2 separate regions of the Mus musculus genome follow, and region 2 is linked to region 1. A link is a loop called in an ENCODE intact Hi-C map of the cell type or tissue named here. Cell type or tissue: heart. All regions are shown on one strand. Each heading gives the region's core, and the rest is flanking DNA. Links, peaks and the distances in the headings are about the cores only. Region 1 overlaps Neo1 (neogenin). Region 2 has its middle 9.9 kb from the start of Gm39345.

Region 1 (8,339 bases), core at 308-8,307:
GCTCCTATAGTCACAGGTTCAAATGAGTGAGGTCTCCCCAGCAGCAGACCTCAAAGAGGCAGAAACCCCAGGCTTTATTTTATTTCTGTTTTATAATCCTTATTCTTAGTTTTCAGTTTCTCTCTTTCTTCCTCCATAAAGATATTCCTCAATTCCAAGTTACTAGCCAGAAAGCAGTGGCAAGCTCTTGAGAAGAGGCCAGCAAGCATAAAAAGTAAAAGCTGCTCCTGACCGTTAATGGCACGCAGTGCTTACAAGACTGCCCGTGAACACCAGCTCCACTACATGGCAGTGCTTTGCTGTGGGGCAAGTCATGTAATTAGTCACTTGGACATCTGTTTACAACACCAAATGGAAATTTAAGACCATGAGACACTGAATACTGCTCTGTGTGTAGTAAATGATCAATAAATGTTAACTATTACAAACATCATAAATTCAGGGATGTCCTCTTCCTCTTTATGGAGGCAGAGTACACGGAGCTCTAGTAAACACTTATAAGAGATATTTTCACAAATAAAGCTTGACTAGAAATGTATAAATACATTTATTTCTGCAAAACAGAGTTAATGTTAATTCCTCTTTCCTCTTATAAAGAATCATATTTTAAAAGAAACAAAGGGAGCCCGAATATAAAGTTGTATAAGTACTTCATTTAATAGAATAAATCTAGAGGCTAACTATAATGTTTGATATGTTCTCAGAAGTAAAAAATCTATACAAGAAAAGAACAGTTGTTCTTGGATCCTACAGTATAGTTTCAGAACTTCTAGGGCATAGTCTAGGATTTAATTTAGTCTCTGACCCCTTTTCCATTGTTCCTACTAACTACTCCATCCTCTTACTTCTGAGGCTATCATCTCCCAAGTGACACACACTATGTAAGCCTCAAGATTCCTGTTGTTCTTCATATGCTATCACATCAGGCAAAATCTAACTGGCAGAGATACTCAGCATTTTAAGTTCTTTATATTTAAATTTTCATGATTATCACGTAAGCTACATTTAAACTTTCCAGAACACATCACATAAACAAACAAACAAATCAACCAACCAACCAAACAAACAAAAAGCTGCCACTGAACTCACCTTGTTTGCCAAGATTTAGTTGGTTTATATTCCTGCATTTCCCAATATTTTATTTAGCATTTAAAGAATAACCAAGAAATTCAAAGGATGTACCCTAAATACCAACAGGTGAAAAATTTTGAATACTAGAACAGCAAAGTGCTGCTTAACAGTTATCAAATGAAAGAGCAAGGCGTATTTACATTCTCTGCATATTCAGCGTATTCAGCAAGGCATATTTACATTCTCTGCATATTCAGCGTAACGCTTTATGAAATCTCATGCTTCTACACTCAAAACACTATGCCCACAGTTCCCTCCCATGTAAAAAAAGACTTGTTGAACACAAGCACATGTCCAAAGCCATGAAACTCAATACTCTGTTCTGATTCTTACATTAACCAAGATCCAAAAAGCTGAATTTCTGATTATTACTGTTAAACCATGAGAACAATTATCAACTTTATTTCTAGTGTTCTATCTCTATATGGAAAGCTACCTTTAGCTTGTTTCTTAGAGACAGAAATCACAAAGGGCAGCTAACATGCCACCAGAGCAATCACAATGAAAAACCTGCCAGTCAAGGATTTCAAGACAGGTGACATTAAGACTCGTCCTTCCTAAGTGTCTTGCCACATGCTTTTTATCCTTTTATAAAAACAGTCTTACTTAATGTTTAAGGAAGAAATATAAAAAGAGCTATAAATTAACATCCTTGGTCACAGATAAGCACGTATGTAACAAGATTATATACGTATGTCAGAAGTGAAATACAGTGTTTACTGATTTTGATACTGACTTTTCACTTAAATAAAATACTAAATATGAAAGATTGCTATACTGCTCACATTTGCCTCAAATGCTTATCACTGTTTATAACTTTAGCATCTTAACTTCTAAGGATAACCTGATCTTCACTTAATGCCAATCTAGAGTTTATTCAACTCAATTTTCTTCCACCAGGTAAGTTAGCTTCTAAGTGACTCCCTCAGCTTTTCAGATATCCCAAGGGCTATAAACATGGACTCAACACTACTCTGGCCAATAAGTATGTGTGGTTTTAAACACATGATACTGATTTTCAGGCGGAAAAATGAAACAAAAAGCTAATGATAGGTTGCAAAAGAGAAAAAATGAGAGGCCATCTCCTCATTTACCTTGGTCATTAGGCATTTTATCAGAGGAGTCCGCTGACAGGTCAAGCACAGGGGAAGAGGAAACAAGAGCAAGGATCACCAGCTTTGAAGATGGACAGACAGACGTCTTAAAGGAAAAATACAATTCCCACAAACTTCCAAGTAAATTGATAATAGAAAAGAAATTCAGGTTTTCACCTCTCCACAGTCTCAGTACCCAACTCCATTTAATTGGCCTAAGCTTGCCTGGCTTACTATTTTATATTCTTTTTTCGTGAGCTTTACATAAATGGCTCCTTCTAACCTCATCCTCCACAAAAGTTGACATTTAAACTTTTATTTATTTATTTATTTATTTATTTATTTATTTAATGTAAGTACACTGTAGCTGTCTTCAGATGCACCAGAAGAGGGCATCAGGATCTCAGGTGGTTGTGAGCCACCATGTGGTTGCTGGGATTTGAACTTCGGACCTTCAGAAGAATAGTCGGGTGCTCTTACCCACTGAGCCATCTCACCAGCCCCTAAACTTTTTATGTTAAGAGACTGTGTGTGCTGAAAGAAAACATCTGTCAGAATATTGTGCAGTATAACTCTGTAGAAACCTAAAGAATCACATCTGATTTCTCTGATAAAAACTAAGAGATCACTGTAATTCTTCTGCCCAGATACAGACAGCCAACGTTTCCCTCTGGGTGGACTGGGAGAGTACCAATTTGGTGGCCAGTGGGTAGGAGAGGAATTCTTTGGAAGTCTTTACAGTGAGGCTGGCAAGTCCATTACCAGTGCTCTCCACATGCTGCAGTCCCATTATAGACAACACAGTAAAACCCTTGGCTCGGGGAGAGTTACCTTTAGGTGTTCTGAACTGTACAGCTTCAGACATGGGCCCCATGCCCTTTGAGTTCCGGGCCTGGATTTTGAAGTAGTATGGCGTATCAAGTGTTAACTCTTGAATCTGGTGAGTCAGTCTGTTTCCCACAACTGGTTCAATAACCCAGTCATGTATCTCTGCATTCACATCCGTGCTGTAATAGATGATGTAACCTGTCCAGAGCAATTAATAGAAAAAAGAGATCCCATTTCTGCTTTTCTTTTTGCAATCTGAAAGTCAATAAATGTCTACAATATAGTATCTGAATGAAGTATCATGAGGGCTCTGACTTAGAATCACGTAGTTCTGGGACTCTGCAATGGTATGCCATGCTCAATTATGATAAAAATCATTTCCCAGGAGGAAAATGCTCGGCAGATTGGAAAACCTGACAAAGTTCTAAGGGTGGGTTAGGTCACAGAGGCTGTCACCAGATATTTCCACCAGGGGGCACTCAATTCCCACAAATGAGGCAGGATGCCTTACAAACATAAGCCTTCTTGATCTACACTACAAAATTGTGATTTAAGGTTTTAAAAGACAAAGCAAAATGTAATCTGAGTTAAGCTATATTTGTTTCTTTTATAGAAGAAGCAAAATAGGAACCTAAGAAAATGACTAGGATTTATTGGGAAAGGACATCTTATTTAAACGTTACAGGAACATACTAGGTATGGTGGCACACTTTTAAGCCCAGCACTAGGCGGGAAGAGGTAGATTGGTCTCTGAATTAGAGGCCAGCCTGATCTACACAGAGAGTTCCAGGACAGCTAGGACTATAAATAAAACACACACACACACACACACACACACACACACACACACACACACACATATATATATGTATGTATGTCTCAAAAAAACCAAACCAAAACAGACAAAAAAAAAGTTACAGGGACAAAATACACTTTCTGAGTCATTAGGCCATCTTCCTTGTATTTCAGAAGGCAACTGGTTCTTTAGCAAACTTCTAATGAATGGGGCACAGGTTCCAAGCATCTGCCAGTATTCTACTATGGGGAATTTCTCTCTGAAGTCCAAAGGGGGGGCCGAGGGGTGGGGGTGGGATCCTGAGATCTTTGGTAGGCCTAGGGTAATTCAAGCTTCTAACTCTACTAGTAAGAGCACAGAATTGTGAAGTGACAGGCCTTGGGCTGTAGTGGTGGTTTAAAGCCTAATGGGATTTGGTGGGGCTTGTAAGTAGAAAAGCACAGTCTATACAGACTAGATAATTTCCAGTAAAACTGGACACACAAGTTCAAAGCAAGTCATCTGGGGAGTGGACAGCATTTTGGAAAATAAACGTACCCATCAAGCTGCAGTAGAAAAATAGGTTGTCCCACCATATATTGTTAAGTAACACTACTGGCTAGACACACAATTCCATGCTACCCTTGCTTCAATTTCAAGGACCAACATGACTCACTACACTCCATACAAGGACCCAGCCAGGTTCACATCCCCACTTTATTGATGACACAGAACTTGCCCAGTCTAAGGCGTCTTACCTGTAATCTTGCCGTTAGCTTCAGAGGGAGGCTGCCAATTCACTATGATGGTTCTAGGTTTTCCTTCCTTACTCACAACTGTCACATCCTTAGGTGGAGAAGTAGGAACTACAAAATAACAAACACTATCCATTTTAATAGAATTCAATTTTCCAATTCTTTTCACTGATAAGGAACAGCAAATGCATAGAAAAAAGACAAAGCCCCCAGCTTTAATAATGCAAGTCTATGTATAACCAATCATTTCTAATAAAAAGAAGACTATACAAAGTATCAAAGAAAAACTAAAACCATGAGGATAGAGAATGGGCCTGTGGACTGGGAGGTGGTTCCAAGCACACACTACCATCTGGTATTTTATAGTTTGCATTTTCTTAAGGCTATGACAACCTAGACGGGCAAGTGCCATTGTCCCTTGTTGGGAGGTCAAGGCACCAAAACTGAGAGCAGTTACATAACTGTCCCAGACTACTTCCTCTCAATTGATTTGGCTTATTTGGTAGGACATTTTAAAGTGTTAAAGTTTTCTCTCTTGCTCAGAGTTGACTCTTAAAGTCAAATATGGCTTTTAAAAGCTCAATTCCCTCTAAGAAGAAATTTACTACTTGGTATTTTTCATTTTAAGCTCACACTGAAAGCATACTACCAACTGCTGATGTTAATGATATAAATAAAAGCTGTTCATGTAGCAGAAAAGATGACAAAAGAAGCCGGGCGGTGGTGGCACATGCCTTTAATCCCAGCACTTGGGAGGCAGAGGCAGGCGGATTTCTGAGTTCCAGGCCAGCCTGGTCTACAGAGTGAGTTCCAGGACAGCCAGGGCTATACAGAGAAACCCTGTCTCGAAAATAACAAAACCAAAACCAAAAACAAACAAACAAACAAAAGATGACAAAAGAAAATGGCTTTCTATGTTACAGGTGAGAATGTCTAATGTAATAGCTAAGTAGGAAAATGATCAAATCAAGCATTCCTTCAAATCGCTGCTTCCTAAAACATTCGAGTTTTAATATAAAATGGAAGAGCCTAGTGAAATGAACTCCTAAGGGAAAGTAAAATTTTCTCTTATTGGTCAGTAAGCTGAAAGTAAAGCAAAAAGATATTCTTAAATGGAAACACTGAGTGTGGTGGCACATGCCTTCAATCCCAACACTCCAGAGGCAGGCGGGACGGACTTGGATGTCATGTTCGTCTATACAGTGAGTGTTAGGCCAGCGAGGGCTACACAGTGAGACCCCGTGTCAACACGAAGCCAAACAAACAAACAACAAAATAAACAGAAAAGAAAGCAAACTAATAATTATTTGCCCCTTTCTATACTGTATTCCTAACTCTCCAGTCCAATCCCCTTTCCTGGAGAAATTCTAAGCAACTGTGCAGAAGGGCAAAACTGGTTTGCACAGAATGTGGAAGTTTGGTTTTCACCAGGCACAGAAATAGGTCAGAATACATAGATTCTCAAGGCTGCTCATATCCTTACCCCAGCAAAGTGCAGGGGAAACAGGGTCTCAAGGTTGGCCGCCTACTCTTTCCTTCATCTACTTAGTTATGCTTTCTCCCTCACGTGTACTAACAAACAGCAAAGGCCAGTCCAGCGAAGGATCTTACAGAGCTGCTTTCCAAGAAAGCCCTGGATTACCCAGCAAACTGTTCAGACTAGGCAACACAGCTGGGCAACTGCTGGGTCAAGGGCAGGTCACTTCATTGTTTTCAATTTCAATTTACCAGTAAGCAGGATTAATACAATAATATCTTGTATCTACCCACCCACATGCTTTTCCATCTGTTCCTCATTTTGCCTTATAATAACCTACTAAAGTAGAAATGGGGGGGCTATCACCCCAAACAAGATGGAGGAAACTGAGATTCAGTAGGATTAGTTGGCATGCTCATGAAACAATTGGCAGATGGCTGACCAGAGATTGAATTCTTGCAATTTCTAAAACCTAGTCTGTCTTGCACTGCACTATTCTGCTGTTTACTACTGTTTTAGCAAAGTGACCCAAAAATTCACAGTAGTTGAAATGGCAAACACAACTGAAATGCGGCTGCCCACCGGGTTCTGTAGCGAGAGCAGTATGTGCACTGCCCATGTCCAGTGGACGCAGGTGATAGGATGTGCCACAATAACAGTGTGAATTCTACAGGCTTTCGTATTTCACAAAGAGAAGAAGTGTCATGTGACATGGGATTGCATTATACTTACCTAATTCAAAGGTAGCGCCATGAGCTGTCATACTCCACGTGCTTGACCTTCTGCCTTTGGTCACCATCACAGAGAACTCATAGAGCGTATTTGGCTTTAAACCAGTAACCAAATAGCTTAACGTCGTTGCATTTGCATTCTGGAAAAGCATGAATCAAAGAACTTTAAAACAAGAAAATCCCACTGATTAGCTTTTTGCTCTCAAGGCAAATGTTCAGTACCTTGTACTTCGTGTTTGCTGGGATGTTGGTCTTCCACCGGACTGTGTAGTAGCGGGAGTCTGTAATCTTCTGGTGTTTGGGCAGGGAGTTGTCTGCCCAGGTAATCCTTATGGTGTCGTGACTCAGAATGGAAGCCTGAACTCCCACTGGTGGCATCATGGGAGTGGGATCTGGCACTGGAGTGTATGGAGCATTAATAACAAATAAATCAACTTCAGAAGTGTCTGGGTAAAAAGTAATTAAGAAAGGGAAGTGGCATTTTAACATAAACAAAAATAAAAGGGAATGCAGGGGAGTATAATGGAATGAAAAATGAAAAATGGAAAAAAAGAAAGAAAATCCAGAGTTAATAGATAGCCCTCATTCATTCAGAAGAGCACTTCTAATGTGTTTTTTTTTTTAAAGGAAAAATTGTAGGAAAATGTTAAACAAAATAGTACTTAACCATATTGTCAACAATACTCTAAAGACACTGAAAGATGGTAATTGAGTGATCATGTTAATACACATGCTTGCATTTTTTCGAATTCCTTGAAAATGTGACCCGCTGTCAGAAAAAAGATTACAAAAAAACCAAAACTGCTCTTAAAATCCAGAGTATAATTTCTGAACAAGCAACATAAAACTCATAGTCTGTTTTTTTTTTTTAGTAAATATGGCTGGATTTTGGGACATGAGTTACTACTACTGCCCATCATTGGACGTGTGATGGCTAAGCCAATTCAGACTTGCTGATATCTTAAGTGCAGAGGCAGTAGAGAAATGGCTCATAGCTGAATATATCCAAAGATTCCTCTTCCTTAAGAGGTGAACTGACACCATGTCGCAGTGTGTGCTGTACTTTCTCTAGGAGTCAGAATAAGGTAGTGAACAAGTCTCCATGAGGTACAGTAAATGCCATGATCGTTACAGATTCAAATGGCATAGCACTGACGAATTTTAGAGATCACAGTACTTATTTGATGAAGAATGTACGCATGTGCTGTGTTCTATGTGACAGACACACGCTCTACTGCAAAGCAAAGGCCAGGGTGAGTAAAGAAAAAAGAAAGAAAAAAAAAATCACTGAGGACCACAGCTGGAATGCAGTTCAGAAAGACCTCTGGGTTTTTCCAGCTCCTGGCTAGGTTTTCTAAATACACATACTCATTATTTTACAAGTTCAGATTAAATGCTGTTTCCTCATAAAGTGATAGTAACTCGTTTTATATATAACTAAAAATCTAAATTGACAGTCCTTGTTTATGAATAACTGCTACACTAGTGTAATAGTCTTCATGTGTATATTTCCTGCATGATGAATAATTCTCTCAAAACTCTGCATCC
Region 2 (8,339 bases), core at 253-8,252, 370 kb after region 1:
GGACACCATTTTCTCGAGCACCGCTTGATCAATTCACTAGAGTGAATGTACCCTACAACTCACCACTAGCGGTCTGACAGTGACCCTGCATCTGGATCATTTCTGAAGCACGGGGGGCGGGGGGGGGGCGGGGGAGGGGGATGCTCAGCTCTCTAACTGGCAATCGTTCGAAGGCAGCTCAAGGATGATAGGAGCTGGTAAGAAGCACACAATGAAGATGGGCTGCAGTGCTTTGAACGAATATTGAACCACACCTGTGCCACACGGAGCACAGAAGTTTCGAGTTATTCTGAGGGTGCTTCTAGGCACCCTATTTTGGGAGAGCCTCCGATGGAGAAGGGAGGCAAAGTTCTAACAGACTACGGTGACGTGAGTGTCTCTACCTTCCTCCTACCTGTATCTAGAAACTCTATCCCTACTTTCTCTGCCTGTGTGCGCTGAGGATGCTTCGTGGGTTCAATGAGGTGGCAACCCCCCCCCCCCGCAACATGTCCGTGTCTATAGCACGGGCCTGGGGGTTGCTAGCAGAAGAATTGAGCTGAGTCTTTAGCTTGCCGCAGAGAATGCTAACATTTGCACCTCCGTGGAGGAAGGTGGAAAGCCATCACAGAGCCCATACTTCAGCAAAAGACAGCCAAATCCTTACAAAAGGCTTATTTTCCCAGAACTGAAATCTAACGAAGCCTATGGACGACTCCCCTACAAACACTCCTTTGATCAACCAACCAATTAACCCAGGGCTTACACCCTAGAACACCTCCCTTACCAATATTCAACTAATCCCCTCCCTGCCTTAAATCATGCCAGGACTAGGTTTGGAGAACTAGAGCCACATGGAGCTGGAACTGGGAAGGCGGGGTCCAGACGGACACTGGTGGGAGTAGCTAAGTTTCTGCTCTTCCGGTAGAGGGCAGCAATGAGCAAGAACTAAGACTGTGATCTACTAGCTTATCTCTGGAATACTGAAGAAGAAAACCTTCCTTTGGTTCAAATTGGTGAGTGTCTAGCATCAGGAAGAACTTCTTCTTCTTCTTTTTTTTTTTTTTCGTATCTGAATTTATTTTTTAATTAATTAATTTTTTATTTGATATTTTCTTTTGTTTGTTTGTTTGTTTGTTTGTTTTTCGAGACAGGGTTTCTCTGTATAGCCCTGGCTGTCCTGGAGCTCATTTTGTAGACCAGGCTGGCCTCGAACTCAGAAATTCGCCTGCCTCTGCCTCCTGAGTGCTAGGATTAAAGGCGTGCGCCACCACGCCCAGCAGATATTTTCTTTATATACATTTCAAATGCTATCCTGAAAGTTCCCTATACCCTCCCTCCGCCCTGCTCCCCTACCCACCCACTCCCGTTTCTTGGTCCTGGCATTCCCCTGTACTGGGGCATATAAAGTTTGCAATACCAAGGGGCCTCTCTTCCCAATAATGGCCAACTAGGCCATCTTCTGCTACATATGCAACTAGAGATATAAGCTCTGGGGGTACTGATTAGTTCATATTGTTGTTCCTCCTATAGGGTTGCAGACCCCTTCAGCTCCTTGGAAACTTTCTCTAGCTTCTCCATTGAGGGCCCTGTTTTCCATCTTATAGATGACTGTGAGCATCCACTTCTGTATTTGCCAGGCACTGGCATAGCCTCATATGAGACAGCTATAACAGAGTCCCTTCAGCAAAAATCTTCCTGGCATATGCAATAGTGTCTGGGCTTGGTGGCTGATTATGGGATGGATCCCCGGGTGGGGTAGTCTCTGGATAGTCCATCCTTTCATCTTAGCTCCAAACTTTGTCTCTGTAACTCCTTTCATGGGCATTTTGTTCCCTCTTCTATGGAGGAATGAAGTATCCACCCATTGGTCTTCCCTCTTCTTGATTTTCTTGTGTTTTGCAAATTGTATCTTGGGTGTTCTATGTTTCTGGGCTAATATCCACTTATCAGTGAGTGCATATCTAATGACTTCAGGAAGAACTTCTTATATAGGAAGACTCTAGCAGCAGAATCCACCCACTTGAGCACTCACATACTTGCTTGAAACACAAGATGTTGAGTGTGGCCGATTGTACTTTTGCAAGATAGTCACAGCAGTATCAATGAATCACATCCACCTTTTCGCAACTCGACTTTGCCACCCTCTCCCGGAAAGGGGAGTTTATTTCGCTCTTGTGTCTAAGCAGTCTGGTCCATCAAGCACCAGAAGACAGCAGGGGTTGCCTGGTCAGTTCCAGGCGGGGCTCTAACTACCCAGACACCTTCTGCTTCCCACCCTTGCACTGCTCTCTCTTGGGGTTCTCTCAAGAGCCTGACACTAGACCGAGGGTATTCAGTATCCTTGATGTTCTAGCACTAGAGATCTTGATTCTAGAGAGACTATTCTTTCCATGGCTACCTGATGCCTAGAGGTAAAAATAATGCTCTCTGTGATCATGCTTCTCATCAACCCACCAAGCTATCCAGGGCCCACACTCCCAACCACGTTCATTATCAAGCTATACGTGCACATGTGCGTGTTCACGCGTGCAGAGAGAGAGAGAGCGCTAATATTTTCCTCACTCTAATCAAAGCAGGCCAGGTTCTGGAGAACTATCTATCATCCTAAATACAACCTGAAATTCAAACAATTCAAATGATCTAGTTGTCCTGTGTTTCTCGAGAACACTTAGCAAGTCACCTACACAAGAATCCTCCTTTTGGGACATGCGGCATACATCTACGAGAGATACAAAGAACATTTCAACTACTTAGAATTTAGTGTTGCCGGCAGAGACTTCTGTAGTTGACAGATGGATTAGAGTAGATGGGGCTGGGTGGAGGGAAGGGGAGAAACGAGAATGGATGGCTCTTTTATAGAGCTTTGCTATAAAGAGGAGCTTGAAAAATAACAGAATGATCAGGCATCGAAGAGAAATGAAAATTGTATTGTTTACATAGCACAGAACCCCTGAATTTGGCAGCTTAAATGTATGCTGTTTATTACACAGTGACAAGAATTCCTCAGGGTGGTCCTGGCTTAGACGCTACAGTGAGAACGTCAGCTACCGGAAGCCCGGGCAGCTGTGGGAGCTGCATTCAAACCTACTCATAGCTCTTGGCCAGAGGTGTCAGTTCCTCTCCATTTGGCCACCCCCTGGGACTGCTCAGGACATTGCCACCCCCAGGCAGATGATGAGAGAGACAGGTGTTTATAAGCACAGGGACAAACACTGGCTAAGACATACCACCGTAGGTAACTGTGAAAGCCTGTGGCTATTGAGAGTGGGCTAAGATCAAAGCTATGGAGACGATAAAAGCCAACTTCTGTGTTGTATAGTTCTGCCTTCCTTTTTGATTTTAGACATTAAGGGCTGAGAGATGGCTTTGGGGTAAGAACATTTTGGGGACAAGCATGAAGATCTCAGTTAAGACTCACTCGGGGCAGGGAGAAGGGGGGACACTGGTTTGCTGAGGTGCTTCAATGGGTAAAGTGCAGGTAAGCCAGATGACCTGAGTTCAATCCCAGGGACCCATATGGTGGGAAGAGAGAACCAGTTCCTGCAAGCTGTCCTCTGACCTCTATCTATGTGCTGTGCTGAGCACACACAGCTAACAACTAAATGTAAATTTGAAAAATGTCTTGAAGCCATGCACACCCACCTGATGGGCACTGAGGGAACAGAGACAAGAGGATCACTCGGGCATTCCGGTCAGCAGCCTAGGCAGAAAGGCTTCAAGTTCCAGGTTCATTGAAAGACTCTCAAGAGATTAAGATGGAAAGTCACAGTGGAAGCCACCTGATGCCCACATACATACAACATATGTGCATGCATGAGTGCTCATAGATGCACACTTTAAAAAAAAAGTGTGTGTGGGGGGGTGAAGCTTAAATGAATTTATAATAGTTGTGTCCTCTGCAAAATGTATCCATGAGAGAAATGACAAAAGCAGAGGATTTAAAGTGGGTCATAAAACAAAACAAAACTGCAGAGGGTGACCAAAAAAGGTGATTTTAGGGACATCTATGTGGGTAGAATCCTGGCAAGGTAAAGATTATAAGGAAGCCCAAGATGTTCTGGAAACCCGATCTCCTCTTGCTTGCCCACTGACCTTGAGGAGGCAGAGGCTCCTTGGCTCCGCACAGCTTGTGACAGCCAGCTGCCTGATTGGGACTGACTGTGGCCTTTCCGATCAGATCTTCATAACCTAGCCAAGCCCAACCATTTGCTGCTCCCTAAGGCACCAGACCATTTTCCCAGTTCTCTCACACAGATGGCAATCCGGACAGCTCAGCTCTGGACTCCTTAACTTCAGGAAAGCATCTGCCCTCTGCTGGTGGCTCTATCAGGAAGTTGGCTTGTTCCAGCAGCTCCGGGCCCAATGGAGCCTCTTGAACGGTCTACCACACCTCCAGAATGATTGATGCCACCTCTAGGTAGAGGCAAGAGAAGCCTCATCCAGGGAACAGAGTGTTCCCATGTGTATAATCTATGCCTGTCCCGCAGTGGGTCCTAGTTCTTTGGGAATGAAGGGGATGAGACTGAGTCTTGCTCTGTAGCCCAGGTTGACACTGAACTCATTCTACGGCCCAGGCTGCCCTAGAACTGGAGATCCTCCTACCTTCCTCAACTTGCTGAGTTTTGAAACTACAGGTGTGTGCTACCCCACCTACTTCATTGGCAGTCCTTAGTGAGTACACACAGAGACTGAGATAAAGTCTCTCTCTCTCTCTCTCTCTCTCTCTCTCTCTCTTGCTCTCACTCTCGCTCTCCCCCCCCCCACACCCCGTTCTGTAGGCCATCTGCAGAAGCATGAGAACCTGAGTTCAAGTTCCCATGCCAAAGAAAAAAAAAATTTGGTCCTGCAATTGGGCTGAGACAGGAGGATTGCTGAGGTTTGCTGTCTGCCAACCTAGCTCCAGTTTCAGTAAGAGACTCTATCTCCCGGGGCTAAGGTAGACATTGATAGAGCATGCCCAATGTCCTCTGGCCATCCCATGCAAAATGCATACATGTGCACATACACCTCCTTCCCTACACATGTATATTTATCAGGAGCTTGTATTTTATATGATTTTAAGTTTACCAGTTATTGTAAAGGACATTACAACAGATATAGATGAGGTGGTGGGAGGAGCAACCCTAACTGGGAGGACCATCCTCCAGACATATTCCTGCTCACAAGCTTCTTTGGTGTTTTAAGGGAGGCTCCACTGCAAAGACACGAGTAATTGCATCATTGACCACTGAGAACCAACCATCCGCCTTCAGCCCCTCTCCTCAGCCCAGGAAACGATCCCTCTAATCCTATCTCAGTGTTTCCAGTGACCAGGCCCCACCCTGAAGCTACCAGCCATGCATTAGCATTCAAAAACCAACTAATAATAAAAACAAACAAACAAAAAACCCTTCCAGTTTGGAGAATCTGAGGATTTTAGGAGTCTTTGGCCAGAATATTTACAAAATTTAATAAATATTTCACCATATTTCAGAAATCCTTTACCTCAGAAGGCTGTATAAACCAAAAGAGACAAGAAGATGACTAGAACCCTGCCCAGTATTAATAGCCTGTCTAGTCCATCACGTTTGAATACATCTCCCAGGCAAGGTCACTCAGGGTCAAGGTCTTCTCTTTGATCTTGTCAGCTTCCACAGACAGGAGTGGTGACTGTAAACACATAGCTTCCCCCATTCACACACCTGGTAGGATTGAGCTAAACCACAATGTCCTTGCCGGCCTCTTCTTAAATTAATGTGGCATTGAATTTCAATTCGTCCCTGAGACTGACCTACTGAGCTTCCTTCCCTTCAGAGGCACCCAAACGATGCCTGCCTGTGGGAATCAACACTCAGCATTAGGTTTCCAGAAAGAAAGGAGAGATGGTTTGATTTGAGAGTTGAATTGTCCTTGAGGGTATGAGATTTATTAAGGATATTAATATTGCAGACAACATGACAGAGAGAACACACACACAGAGAGACAGAGAGAAAGACAGAGACAGAGAGAGAGAGAGAGGGAGAGAGAGAGAGCGAGAGAGAGAGAGAGAACCTTCAGTTCTACCAGACAATGTGTTTGTTTCTCTCTTTCAGTTTCTGAGGGAGGGGGAAGATCCCACACCATGAAGCAGCAAGCATGGTTAATAAATAGCCCAAAGGTCACAGCAGCTTGCTTATCAGGACTCCCTCGCAGCAGGTGTGAGGGTAAAGAGGCTGCAGGGGTGTGGCCTGTTTTCTTTGCAGCAGCAGTCTGTGGAAGGCCTGAGGTCCACCTCGGTCTAGCCTGTGAATTGTGCTTGGCAGTGGCACGCAGTGCCTCTCCTTGTTCCACTCCCATCTGGAGAGAGCGAGGGCACACGTCACAGACCAGGTGGCCTAGTTTCACAACAGAGCAGTGGAGTGGCCTTCATTCAAGGTTGTTAACCTCAAGTTTGCCATTTGGAGGAGCAGAGCAGCCCATCTCTCAGGACCCCGGGAATTCCAAAATCAAAGCTACAGGCTCCTCCTCAGGAATTATCCCTGTGTCCAGAACTTAAAGCTGCAACACTCAATCCTGTGACTGTCACTGGAGCTCTTAGGTCTGACTGTAGAGAGGCTCCAAAACCAGGTCCAGCCATACTCCCCAAAAATCAAATGGAAGGATAATAGAAACAGCAAAGGAAGAGCCACGCTGGGAAGACAGGGAAACTAAATGTCCTCAGGCCTGTCTTTGATCCCCGGACGCATGTAGGGAAAGAACTGGAGCAAGGAACAAGTGGGGTGTGTGCAAGGCCAAGAAATCTCAGTCAGACTGAGGTATGCTCTGCCCTTATTTTAGATCTGAGTCTCTGAATCCCTGTGGGCTCTGAGAAAGATGTGTGTGTTTGTGAGTGTGTGTGTGTGGTGTATGGATGGTATGTGTGATGTGTGTGTATGGTGTGTATAGTGTGCATGTGTGCGTGGTGTGTGTGTGTGCTGTTTGTGTGGTATGTGTGTGTGGTGTGTGTGGTATGGTGTATATGTGTGATGTATGTGTATGGTTATGGTGTGTGTATATGTGTGTGGGGTGTGTGTGTGCGTGGTATTGTGGTGTGCTGTTTGTGTGTGGTATGTGTGTGTGTGTTGTGTTGTGTATGTGTGAAGTATGTGTATGGCTATGGTGTGTGTATATGTGTAGGGGTGTGTGATGTGTGTGTGTATGTGTGGTGTGGTATGGTGTGTATGTGTGATGTATGTGTATGGTTATGGTGTGTAATAATGTGTGATGTGTGTGTGTGTGTGTGGTGTGTGTTATGTGTGTGTTCAGGTACGTGTTGGTTTTGTACCTCTGGAGGCAAGAAGAAAACCTTAGCCGTTGTTCCTCAGGCACTGTGGTCCTTGATTTTTGAAATACAGGCTCTCATTACCTGAGCTGAGCTGATTGGCCAATGAAGCCCAGGAAACCCCACTGAGAAGTCTGCCTCCAACTTCTCAGCTCTGGGATTACAATGGGATCAAACTCAGATCCATGCTTGCAACCACTCCACTGACTGAGCTATACCCCCAGCCCAAGGTGTTTTAAAGTGTGAAGGGTAGTCCAGTCCCCTGCGTCGGTGCAGCCCCCTCATGGGGTGTTCTGCCTGCAGATCTCTGCTCCTCAAAGCTTGCTGCCTTCAGCCATGAAAAGCAAGGATTACTAGCTTTACATGAAATTCTTTTATGAAAAGATCACTTTTGATTATGTATATGGGAAGATGTATGGGCATGAGAGTGCAGATGCTTACAGAGGCCAGAAGGGGGCATCTGATCTGGAACTGGGGTTACAGGCAGCCATATGGGTTCTGAAAATCAGACTTGAGTCCCCTGCAAGAGCAGTACTAGCTCTTAACCACTAGGCAATCCTGTCTTTTTGTTTTGTTTTGTTTTGTTTTGTTTTGTTTTGTTTTGTTTTGTTTTGTTTTGTTGGTTCCCCCCACCTCTAAGACTAAGTTTCTCTGTGTAGCCATGGCTGTCCTGGCTGTCCTGGAACTCACTCTCTAGACCAGGCCTTGAACTCAGAGATCTGCCTGCCTCTACCTCCAAGTGTTAAGATTAACAGCATGTGAACCCACCATCTGGGATTTAAATGTATAGTTTATTTTTATTTTATGTTAATTGGTATTTTGCTTCTATGTATATCTGTTGGGTCCCCTAAAACTTGAGTTACAGACAAGAGCTGCCATGTGGGTGCTGGGAATTGAACCTAGGTCCCTTGGAAGAACAACAGCACTCTTTTTGTTTGTTTGTTTGGTTGGTTGGTCTTTCGAGACAGGGTTTCTCTGTATAGCCCTGGCTGTCCTAGAACTCACTCTGTAGACCAGGGTGGCCTCGAACTCAGAAATCTGCCTGCCTCTGCCTCCCAAGTGCTGGGATTAAAGGCAT

What was found. Peaks named below come from ENCODE experiments on the same cell type or tissue, not always from the same donor. Only the 100,000 strongest peaks of a DNase experiment are listed, where the experiment ranks them.
Region 2: it touches region 1 in a loop (5-fold over the local background); 18 of 42 quality-filtered maps call a loop at or near these places.

What each region holds. Positions count from the first base shown.
Region 1 is chr9:58,899,858-58,908,196 of GRCm38, forward strand. Neo1 (neogenin) reads right to left here. Exons shown (of 28, transcript NM_001042752.1): 17 at 7,014-7,189; 18 at 6,793-6,931; 19 at 4,587-4,694; 20 at 3,057-3,251. Among named protein-coding and RNA genes, the nearest start is that of Hcn4, 81 kb to the left of the region's middle. In heart, for the core only: a CTCF peak has its summit at 3,517 (motif pointing right); no DNase peak of the experiment used is centred there.
Region 2 is chr9:59,265,666-59,274,004 of GRCm38, forward strand. No RefSeq gene overlaps it. Among named protein-coding and RNA genes, the nearest start is that of Gm39345, 9.9 kb to the left of the region's middle. In heart, for the core only: CTCF peaks have their summits at 891 (motif pointing right), 4,302 (motif pointing left) and 7,707 (motif pointing right); DNase peaks (open chromatin) are centred at 4,226 and 6,196; H3K27ac peaks cover 970 bases.